3 separate regions of the Homo sapiens genome follow, and regions 2 and 3 are each linked to region 1. Evidence: chromatin contacts called from ENCODE Hi-C or POLR2A ChIA-PET data. All regions are on one chromosome and are shown on one strand. The core of a region is the stretch at or near the end of the contact, and the rest is flanking DNA. Distances in the headings are between cores, read along the strand shown.

Region 1 (3,034 bases), core at 342-2,841:
TCCACACAATAAATAATTCAGTTATTTAAAAAATGAAGTTGATACATGCTACATACAACATAGATGGACTTTGAATCATGAAGTGAAATAAACCAAACACAAAAGAACAAATATTGTATAATACAGTACTGAGAATGGGTAAATTCATAGATTAGTGCTGCTGGGAGTAGGAGGAAATAATGGGTGTCTGCTAATGGTTTTAAGGTTTCTTTTAGGGATGATAAAAATGTTCTGGAATTAGATAATAGTGGTGATTGCACAACCTTGTGAATATATTAAAACCACTGAATTGCACACTTTAAAAGGGTGAATTTAGACTGGGTGTGGTGGCTCACACCTGTAATCCCTGAACTTTGGAAGGGCGAGGAGTTCGAGACCAGCCTAACCAACATGGTGAAAAATACAAAGTAGCTGGGTGTGGTGGTATGCGCCTGTAATTCCAGCTACTTGAGAGGCTGAAGCAAAGAATCGCTTGAACCCAGGAGGCGGACGTTGCAGTGAGCCGAGACGGCGCCACTGTACTCCAGCCTGGGCAACAGAGCGAGACTATGTCTCCACTTTTTTTTAAAAAAGGGAGTGAATTTAATTGTACGTGAATTATAACTTTTTTTTTTTTGGATGGATTCTCGCTCTGTCCCCCAGGCTGGAGTGCAGTGGTGCGATGTCGGCTTACCGGCACACCTGCCTACTGGGTTCAAGCGATTCTCATGCCTCCGCCTCCCGAGTAGCGGGGATTACAGGCGCCCGCCACCAGGCCTGCCTAGTTTTGTATTTTTAGTAGAGACGGGGTTTCGCTATGTTAGCCAGGCTGGCGTAGAACTCCTGGCCTCAAGCGATCCTCCCGCATCGGCCTTCCAAAGTTCTGGGATTACAGGTGTGAGACGCCGCGCCAGACCTCTATCTCAATGTTATAACAAGGCTCAATACTCAGCTAAAGTGAGCGTCAAATTTTTATTTTTATTTTTTCCCCCGTGACAGGGTCTCGCTCTGTCGCCCGGGACGGAGTGTCGTGGTACGGGTGCGATCTCGGCTCACTGCAGGCTTGACCTCCAGGGAACATGGGGGCATGCCGCCACCATGCCCGGCGTCAAATTCCTTTTAAATCAATCATTTCTTCCCAGCGTCCCCCGCTCCCTGCAACTCAACTTCGTTTAGCTATTAACACAAACTTCAGATTCCCCACGCCTGTCTGCAGGCAGCATCTCCAAGGAAGCGCCACCACGGACACCTGGCTGTCCGCACCGCGGTGGGGTCCCGGCGCGTTGGTGCCAAGTTTCCTGTACCCCGCCTTCCTACCCACCTCTCGGGAGGCCCGGATACTGAGCCCCTCACTGCACTGGTGAACTAGAACAGGCCTCTGGACTCAGCATCTCTACGCTGAGACCTCAGGATCAGGTCCACCGCAGCCCCAGGTTCTCGACCCGGAAGCTGAGCCTTCCCACGCTCCACACCCACGGCTAGAACCACCCCGGGGGAAGCCGCTCTCCTCCCCCACTTACGCGCCTCGGGCAGCGCGCGGTGCACACAGGGAGCTCGATCTAGGCTATGGACAAGGGGAAGAGATCTTAGATGGAGGCCGCGCAGAGGAGAATGGGAAGGGTGCGCGAGCGTCTCTGGGAAGAAGGTCCGAACCCACGCCCAGCGCCGGAGGGGGAAAAAAAAAAACACAGACCAGAGAAGGAACCGTAAATCAAGTCGGAGGGGAAAAGAGCCGCAAAGCCTTCTGCGGCAGCCGTAAAGCAACCTGGAGGCGCGGTGCTGGCTTTTACGTTCTGAGCCGCTCGCCCTGCCGCTTCCCTGCGCGCCCTCTGCCTCCTACTTCCCGCCAGCTTCCCTCGGTCCGCGGCCGTCGGATCTCTGCTGCCCCCTGGTGGGCCTGGCGGTTTCGTCAGGCCTTCAGCGGCTAGTTAGGCCCGGGTGGTTCACACTTCACATGCCCAGTGCCCATTAGGATGCGGGGCCCGCCCACCCATGCACAATTGGGAAAATCTGAGGATGAATGGTTGTCAGAGACCTTCCCAGATTCCGCCCGGGCCGAGGCAGCGGTGGACCTGGTGGTTCTCGCGGCCTCTCACCACCGCCGCGCACATCCAGTCGTCACCGGATGGCGCCTTCGGTTAGCGACGACCGCAGGGAAATGGAGAAGTGCGGCTTGGGGGGCGAAGTCCCCTCTAGAATGTCCCCTGGGGCCGGGCGTGGTGGCTCAGGCCTGTAATCCCACCACTTTGGGACGCCGAGGCGGGCTGATCACGAGGTCAGGAGTTCGAGACCAGCCTGGGCAACATGGCGAAACCCTGTCTCTACTAAAAATACAAAAAATTAGCCGGGCGTGGTGGCGGGCGCCTGTAGTCCCAGCTACTCGGGAGGCTGAGGTAGGAGAATGGCGTGAACCCCGGGGGACGGAGCCTGCAGTGAGCCGAGATCGCCCCACTGCACTCCAGCCTGGGCGACAGAGCGAGGCTCCGTCTCAAAAAAAAAAAAAAAAGTTTTTGTAGCGACAGGGTCTTGCTATGTTGCCCAGGCTGGTCTTGAACTCCTCGCCTCAAGTGATCCTCTTGCCTCAGCCTCCCAAAGTGCTAGGATTACAGGTATGAGCCACTGCACCTAGCCCACTTATCATTCTTTTTGTGGCGAGATATTTTCAACTTACTCTCTTAGAAATTTTGAAATATACAATAAATTATTATTAACTATAGTCACTATGCTGTGCAATAAATCTCAAAATTGTATTCCTCCTGTTTAACTGTTAACTTTGTACCCTGAGACCAACATCTTCATCTCCCCATTATCTCCCCCAGCCCCTTATTCCCCAGCCTCTGGGGAATTTTTAGTAGAGACAGGGTTTCTCCATGTTGGTCAGGCTGGTCTCGAACTCCCAACCTCAGGTGATCTGCTCACCTCAGCCTCCCAAAGTGCTGGGATTACAGGTGTGAGCCACTGTGCCCAGCCAATATTGAGCATTTTTATGAACCTGTTGATCATTTGTATGTCATCTTTTGATAAATGATTTTTTTTTTAAAGAGTCAGGGTCTCA
Region 2 (3,034 bases), core at 256-2,755, 740 kb after region 1:
TCACCTTTAGTAGACTCTTTATTAAGCCTAAGAATCTTATACTTCTTATCTCTGTTCTATGTGAGTTGGTATAACGGGTCAAATTCACAATCCAGAAATGCCTGTATTGTTTCTGATGTGCTGAGGAGGTGTACAATTGTCTTCCTTGATTTCAACCTCAAAAGCTTTACATCTTTACCTGGGAACATAGAAGTCATTATTATTATGTCTTTCACAAATTATGTAAACTTAAAAAAATTATATTTTCAATGTAAACCACTCCTTGGAGGAAATTAGTTCCTTTAACATTTATTTCCTAATTTTAATTTCTACTAGTTTTATCTCTTTCAAGCTTAAATGAGTGGGCCTTAGTTCTGTATTATTGCCATCTTAATCATGTTCTTTGTGATTTTAGTAGCTTTACTTTTTAAAACTTACATTTCCATAATGAAGACTTCTGTATTTTTGTTTTTTTCGTCATATATCCGACTCCAGCTCCCTCAAGACCTGTCAGCTTTTCCCTGCACCCTTTGTTATCTCTTGCTGTGGTCCAAAGGTAAGGACAGTAAGCCGTGGGCACAGACTTTCCCTAAATCGTATGGATTTCCTTTAGTCAATAACAAGAATTTTGATAGTTAAGGCATTTACGCCTTAAGAATGTGATAAATTCCCCCTCCTACTGAATGTAAAGAACTATTTTTCTACGCAGACTAACTCTTATATTCACTTTTCTTATAGAATAAGTACGTAACCAAATCTGTTCTTGGCTTCTAAGAAGTTAGAACTCAACGTAAAGATGACTTGTGGAAAATTACTTACTCATTCTGGGTAAATGGACGCAGGTATTTAGTGCTTAAGTAGGTTCTGATATACCATTACATTAACATCATTTTAAAAATCGCTCTGAATTATATGTATTTTAAGAGTGACTGGGTTTTAAAAAAAATAGAAGTGGTAGAGCATAAATCATAATCTTTAATAAGGTAATAAAAGGCAAACACTATTGCTCTGGGCAAAACTGGGCTAATGCTTTTGGATTTCTTTCCGCAGTCTTCACAGACGACGCTCAGCATCCTATCAGCCCTTGGCAGAGACACACGATCCAGCCTAAATCCTCAAATTCTGGCTCTTGCCCAAAGTGTGTAGCCAGTATCCATAGAGACTGCGAAAAGCATCCGCGAGCCGGGGCGGCCCCCTCCTCCTCAGCTCCAAATTGCTTCCTTTTTCGGTGGGAGAAAAAACTCCGAGGAGTTGTGTGAGCGCCTAAGGAGCGCACGCTCCTCCGGCCCTCAACACCCAGTATAGTTTTCGCTAAGTTCCTGGCCGAACCACAGCTCCCACGATGCACCCAGGTTTTAGAGCGGTCAGAGGGGCGGCTTCCGGTTTAGGACAGCGCGGCTGCGCACGGCGTGTGGTCTTATTGGCTCGAACCGCCTCGTGCGATGCGCGTCACGGCGACGTGCGGTCGTGGGGGCGGGGAGACGCGGCGGCGGCGGTCGCTGTCGCGGCGGCGAGAGCGCGATTCCAGAAGCGGCATCGCGGCGGCGGCAGCGGCGGCGGCTACACCGGGCTTGGCCCCCTCCCTCCTCCGTTCCCCCCTCCTCCCCCCTCCCCTCAGCGGTGGCTCCCAAGAAGTCCGAGACACGCGGTGAGGCGGCGACGGGCTCCGGGTGAGGGTCTCTGGAGTGTGGGCGCCGTTTCCTGGGCGCAGAGGGAGAGCTTGGGGTCGGGGGGAGGTGAGAGCTGAGGGGCGAATGTCCCTGGCGCGGGCGGGAGAGCGCGCTCTCGGCCCGGCCCGCAACTTGATTCCTAACTCTGACCTGCCGCCCGGCGCGCCTTGGCCTGAGGGTCGGCCGTGTGGGGACCTGGAGCCGCCCTCCTTGCGACCGCTGTCGGAGGAGTCCGGCGCCCGCTGTTCCCCTCGCCTCGCCTTTCGCGGCGGAGGGTCGGAGCCTGCTGCCCTCTGCTCACCTTCGGGTGCAGTTGCTCCAGCTCCCTGCCCGCGGAGAGGATCTGCCCGCCCCTCTTCGTCTCTTGTCTGTTTTTATCACTTCTAGGAATTTGTTTGGTGGAGGCTTGGGATGGGCTCTCTCAGCGCTACTTTCACAGTGACTGGGGTGGGGAAGAGTTCCCTCACCTTTTTCAGGTGGCGCGTCAGGCAGCCTGCTTGGTACCTGGAGTCCTGTTTTCCCAAGCCCCCGTCCGTCAGTGTTCGCTTCTTCTAAAATTACCGATGACAGGGTTATAAATCAGTTTTTAGGGGGCTCGGAGAGAGTTTGGGTTGGAAACTGTTAGCTCTTTTTTCCTCCTGGCTTTTGATCTTGATTTAAGCGTTTGCCTCTGAAATTTTGACAACTTCATAAGATGGTCCAAAAGTGAATTTTGGTAGAAAGATTTAAATGCACAGTTGGGATTTTATGGGGGTACGGTGACTTCATTGCAGGTTGTTGACTTTTTTTTTAAAATAAGATGTTCTTTTAATTTTTTGACTCTGGGTTTCTGAGCCTTGGTTATTGTCCCCCATTTCTGTTCCAAAAGCAGACTTTTTTTTTTTTTATCACCCCTTCCCCTCACCCAGAGAATCCCTTTAAACGCCAAGAAAGCTGTCATAACATTTAGCATTATTTGATCACAGAACTTTTCCAAATGAAATGCTAAAAATTCCTTCAGAAAAAAGCATCCATCTACCCATAGCATTATTTTTTGGGGGGAGGCTATACGTCTTGTCAGTTCTGAAAGTTTGAAGTGACCTCTTATCAAAGGCCACCCTTATGTCTCCTTAAACGACTCTTAGGTAATTCCTAGATGTTTTCATCCGTTCTGATAAATTTGTTGTCAGAGTGTTGATTGTGATGATCTGCAACTAAAATTATTTCATCAGTAAAGATTTCCACACATGTGGCAGCTGCTTGTTGGTGAATTATGAAATTTGAAAAAATTGCAAATTAAATGTGAAAGGCATATTTCTTTTAACTTCTGATTGTAACTGTCTGTCCTCCAGTATACGTTCCTATCTAGACTTTGGTCTGCTTAGCAGATTTCCTCTTTTCACTTG
Region 3 (3,034 bases), core at 140-2,639, 550 kb before region 1:
GTTTGATCTTCTATCCAGACCACTCAAACTTTCTCTATATCAGCAATGTCTGTTTCACTTTCTTATCATTTTTGTGTTTACTGGAGTAGCACTTTTAATTTCCTTCAAAAACTTTTCCTTTGCATGCACAACTTGGCTAACTTTGGTGCAAGAAGACTGGCTTTCATCCTGTCTTGGCTTTCAACATGCCTTTTTCACTGAGCTTAATCATTTTCAGCTTTTTATTTAAAGTAAGAGATGTGTGACTCTTCCTTTCACTTGAACCCCCACTGTAGGATTGTTAATTGGTCTAATTTCAATATTGTTGTATCACAGGAATAAGGAGGCAAGAAGAGAGGGAGAAAGGCAGGGAGACTGCTGGTCTGTGGAGCAGTTAAAACATCCACAACATTTATGAATTAAGTTTGCCATCTTATATGGGCATGGTTCATGGTGCCCCTAAACAATTATAATAGTAATATAAAGGATAACAGATCAGCATAACATATACAATAATTATGAAAAAGTTTGAAATATTGTGAAAATTACCAAATGTGGTGCAGAGACACATAGTAAGCCTGTGCTGTAGGAAAAATGGCGCAGATAGATTTGGTTCCATGCAGAGTTGCCACAAACCTTACATTTGTAAAAACAGTTACCTGGGAAGCGCAATAAAGGAAAGTGCGAGCCTGTAGCAGATGCACGTTCCATTTAGACATCCTTAGGACTCACACCAGCGAAGGGCCCCAGCTTTTCCATACCAGTAGCTGTAATTCTGAGACGAAAGTGCTTTTCCCCCACCTTTACACCTTGCTTTCTGGAAAGATAAGACCATAATGGATTTTGAACTTGCTTTTATCATTAAAGCCCAGTGTCTTACATTTCTCCGGAAAAGGAAGCAGTGTTTGCTATGGAACAAATAGTAGAATTTTAATACATAGTCCCCTGACCGTAGAAACTGAACCTCAGGTCCTATCCTGGCTCTAGGCCACCCGGTCATGGAAGAAGAAACTTTTCTTAGAATCTTTATCTCTTGAGACAAGCTTGGAAATTACAACATATATGTACCATGAACGCGAAGTACCTGAGCTCAAAGCAGTTGAGCAATCTTAAGTGGGGGTGCCCGAAAGTGGTGCGTTCTGACCCCAAACGTCACACTACCCGTCCCTGGAGGAGCGGGTTGCAGCCCAGCTGCGTCGCCCCGCGCAGAGCTCCAGGCAGAAGAAAACTACATTTCCCAGAGACCTCTGCGCGGTCGGGAGCACCGCGAGGAGGGGCGAGATGGGGGCGGGCCTCTGTGTGAAGGCCCTTCCCATTGGTGCGCATTCCAAAGGGCCATGTAAACTTCTTCGCGATTGCACGGATTCAGGGACGCTCAGTGGCGCCGCGCCGCTCCTTGGTTTGACTTTTGTTTTTCAGTTGCGTTCCCTGACTCGGAGTCTTAGTGTGTCGTGAGTATAGAGTTTCGGGTTTGGGGTGAAGGGGTTAGGTAAGAAGCCTTGGGAAGAAAATCTGGTTAGGGAGAAGTAACTGCGGAAGCAGTGCGGAGGAGAGGACGTGAGCCTGAATGTGGTGTCCGTGGAGGGGCTGGGGACCGGAGGAGGAAAGCTCCAATGTGCAAAGGGAGAGACCTCAGGAGTGCTGGAGCGTTGGGACCTGGAGCAGTGAGGCGGTCGAGAATGGGATGAAGTGGGAAAAGGAGTACGGGATTCGGGCGCCCTGGAGATGCGTTCCGGTGTACTCTAACCCCACGCTGGTCTAGCTCTCAGTTTCCTCATTTGTGAAATAAGGGATAGTGAAAATACTGAACGGTTGTTGGGATAATAAATTGTACAGATTTGTCACGTGGCTAAAAGAAAAAAATTCAAAGTGCTACACAAATGTTAATTGTTAGTAGACAAGCTATAAGAATATATCTAAGCAAGGGTATTGGAGATAGGTGCAGAGACCCTAGCTGAAACCCGTTAATTTACCTATAAACAAAGGCATTGTTCCTTTGGAAGAGGCAATGAAGAGTAAGACGCGATTTCTGTCTGTAGGGAGCGCACGCTAGCATGGGAGAAACGATAGCAATAAAGCACTCTAATATGTTGACTTGTAGATAATTTCAAAGGCAGTTCTTTTGCACTTAGATCATTTTTGCTAAATCATTTTGGATGGGGAGACTCAGGAAAGAGAAAAAGGAGGTGGTATTTAAGATGAGTTTTCATGTACAGACTAGATTTTGTTAAGTGAAATTATGAGGGTTGTGGAGGGAGTTGTGTTCCAGCTAGAGGGAAGCTCATGAACAAAGGTATGGAGGCAGGAAAGTTATCTGGAAACGGTACATTTAGGAGAGTAGAGAGAAATAAGGCAGGAAAGTTAGGTTTGGCCCTTATGTAGAAAGCCATGAATTCTAGGCTAACAAATTGGATTTAATGCTTTAGGCTATGAGGTGCTACTGATGTATTTTATTAAAGAAAATGGTCCAGGAGACGCAAGGAGTAGGTAGAACCGTTAAGGTGTTGTAATGGTGTGGGTAAGAAGTATTGAGACTCTGAATTAACATGGTCATTGTGGAGATAAAATATACAAGATATTCATATGGTTAGACAGGAGGTTCAGAAGAATGAGTGATCAAATGATGAATTTAAGTTGCCAACTCCCGGTTGCTTGGAAACGCTGAATTAGTAACTAAAATAGGAAAGTCAGAAGGGGCATGTTTGGATAAAAAGATGATGTGTTAGGTTTAGGAAATGTTAGCTTTGAGATGCTAAAAAAATACCTAACTTGAGTGATTTCTTTTTTAAGTTAAACGTTTCAAGTGCCAGTGGGACTATGGGTGAAAATGTCCACTACATTTTTGTTAATTCAAATCAAGAGGTTGAAAGAGATGTCGTTTATTTATTCAACATGTAATTGTTACTTACTGTATGCCATGTAGTGTTTTAGATGACAGAGTTAATAATAAAAACAGGAGGAATAATGATGTTCCCAAAGAAATGGTTAGAGGAAATGATAAAGAAACTTGAAGACAGAACCTCTGAGCCAAGGGAGTAAAATTGTCAATAATAAT

Evidence for each region. A loop is a pair of places that touch in the nucleus more often than their neighbours do. ChIA-PET counts read pairs that join two places held with the same protein, here RNA polymerase II (POLR2A). Pooled maps may share reads with other maps.
Region 2: a loop to region 1 is called in a map of naive thymus-derived CD4-positive, alpha-beta T cell, with 5 times the contacts of the local background. The contact joins the promoter of ADIPOR2 here to the promoter of RAD52 in region 1. A Hi-C loop is called at or near these places in 1 of 168 maps with a recorded cell type or tissue (naive thymus-derived CD4-positive, alpha-beta T cell) and 7 of 50 pooled maps. POLR2A ChIA-PET finds 5 or more read pairs at or near these places in 2 of 52 experiments (activated B cell and activated T-cell).
Region 3: a loop to region 1 is called in a map of CD4-positive, alpha-beta T cell, with 2.0 times the contacts of the local background. The contact joins the promoter of CCDC77 here to the promoter of RAD52 in region 1. A Hi-C loop is called at or near these places in 3 of 168 maps with a recorded cell type or tissue (CD4-positive, alpha-beta T cell and naive thymus-derived CD4-positive, alpha-beta T cell), 4 of 37 single-sample maps with no recorded cell type and 12 of 50 pooled maps. POLR2A ChIA-PET finds 5 or more read pairs at or near these places in 3 of 52 experiments (CD8-positive, alpha-beta T cell, HEK293 and WTC11).

The regions. Positions count from the first base shown.
Region 1 is chr12:948,103-951,136 of GRCh38, forward strand. It overlaps RAD52 (RAD52 DNA repair protein), which reads right to left and starts at 1,592. Exons shown (of 12, transcript NM_134424.4): 1 at 1,500-1,592. RefSeq lists enhancers at 764-1,422, 915-994, 1,423-2,081, 1,545-1,814.
Region 2 is chr12:1,689,565-1,692,598 of GRCh38, forward strand. It overlaps ADIPOR2 (adiponectin receptor 2), which reads left to right and starts at 1,506. Exons shown (of 8, transcript NM_024551.3): 1 at 1,506-1,627. RefSeq lists enhancers at 1,009-1,168, 1,189-1,238, 1,322-1,900 and silencers at 1,399-1,698, 1,719-1,808.
Region 3 is chr12:400,255-403,288 of GRCh38, forward strand. CCDC77 (coiled-coil domain containing 77) reads left to right here and starts at 1,390. Exons shown (of 13, transcript NM_032358.4): 1 at 1,390-1,430. LOC105369594 (a long non-coding RNA gene) reads right to left here and starts at 1,156. Exons shown (of 4, transcript XR_007063149.1): 1 at 1,064-1,156; 2 at 639-796. RefSeq lists enhancers at 914-1,233, 1,648-2,200.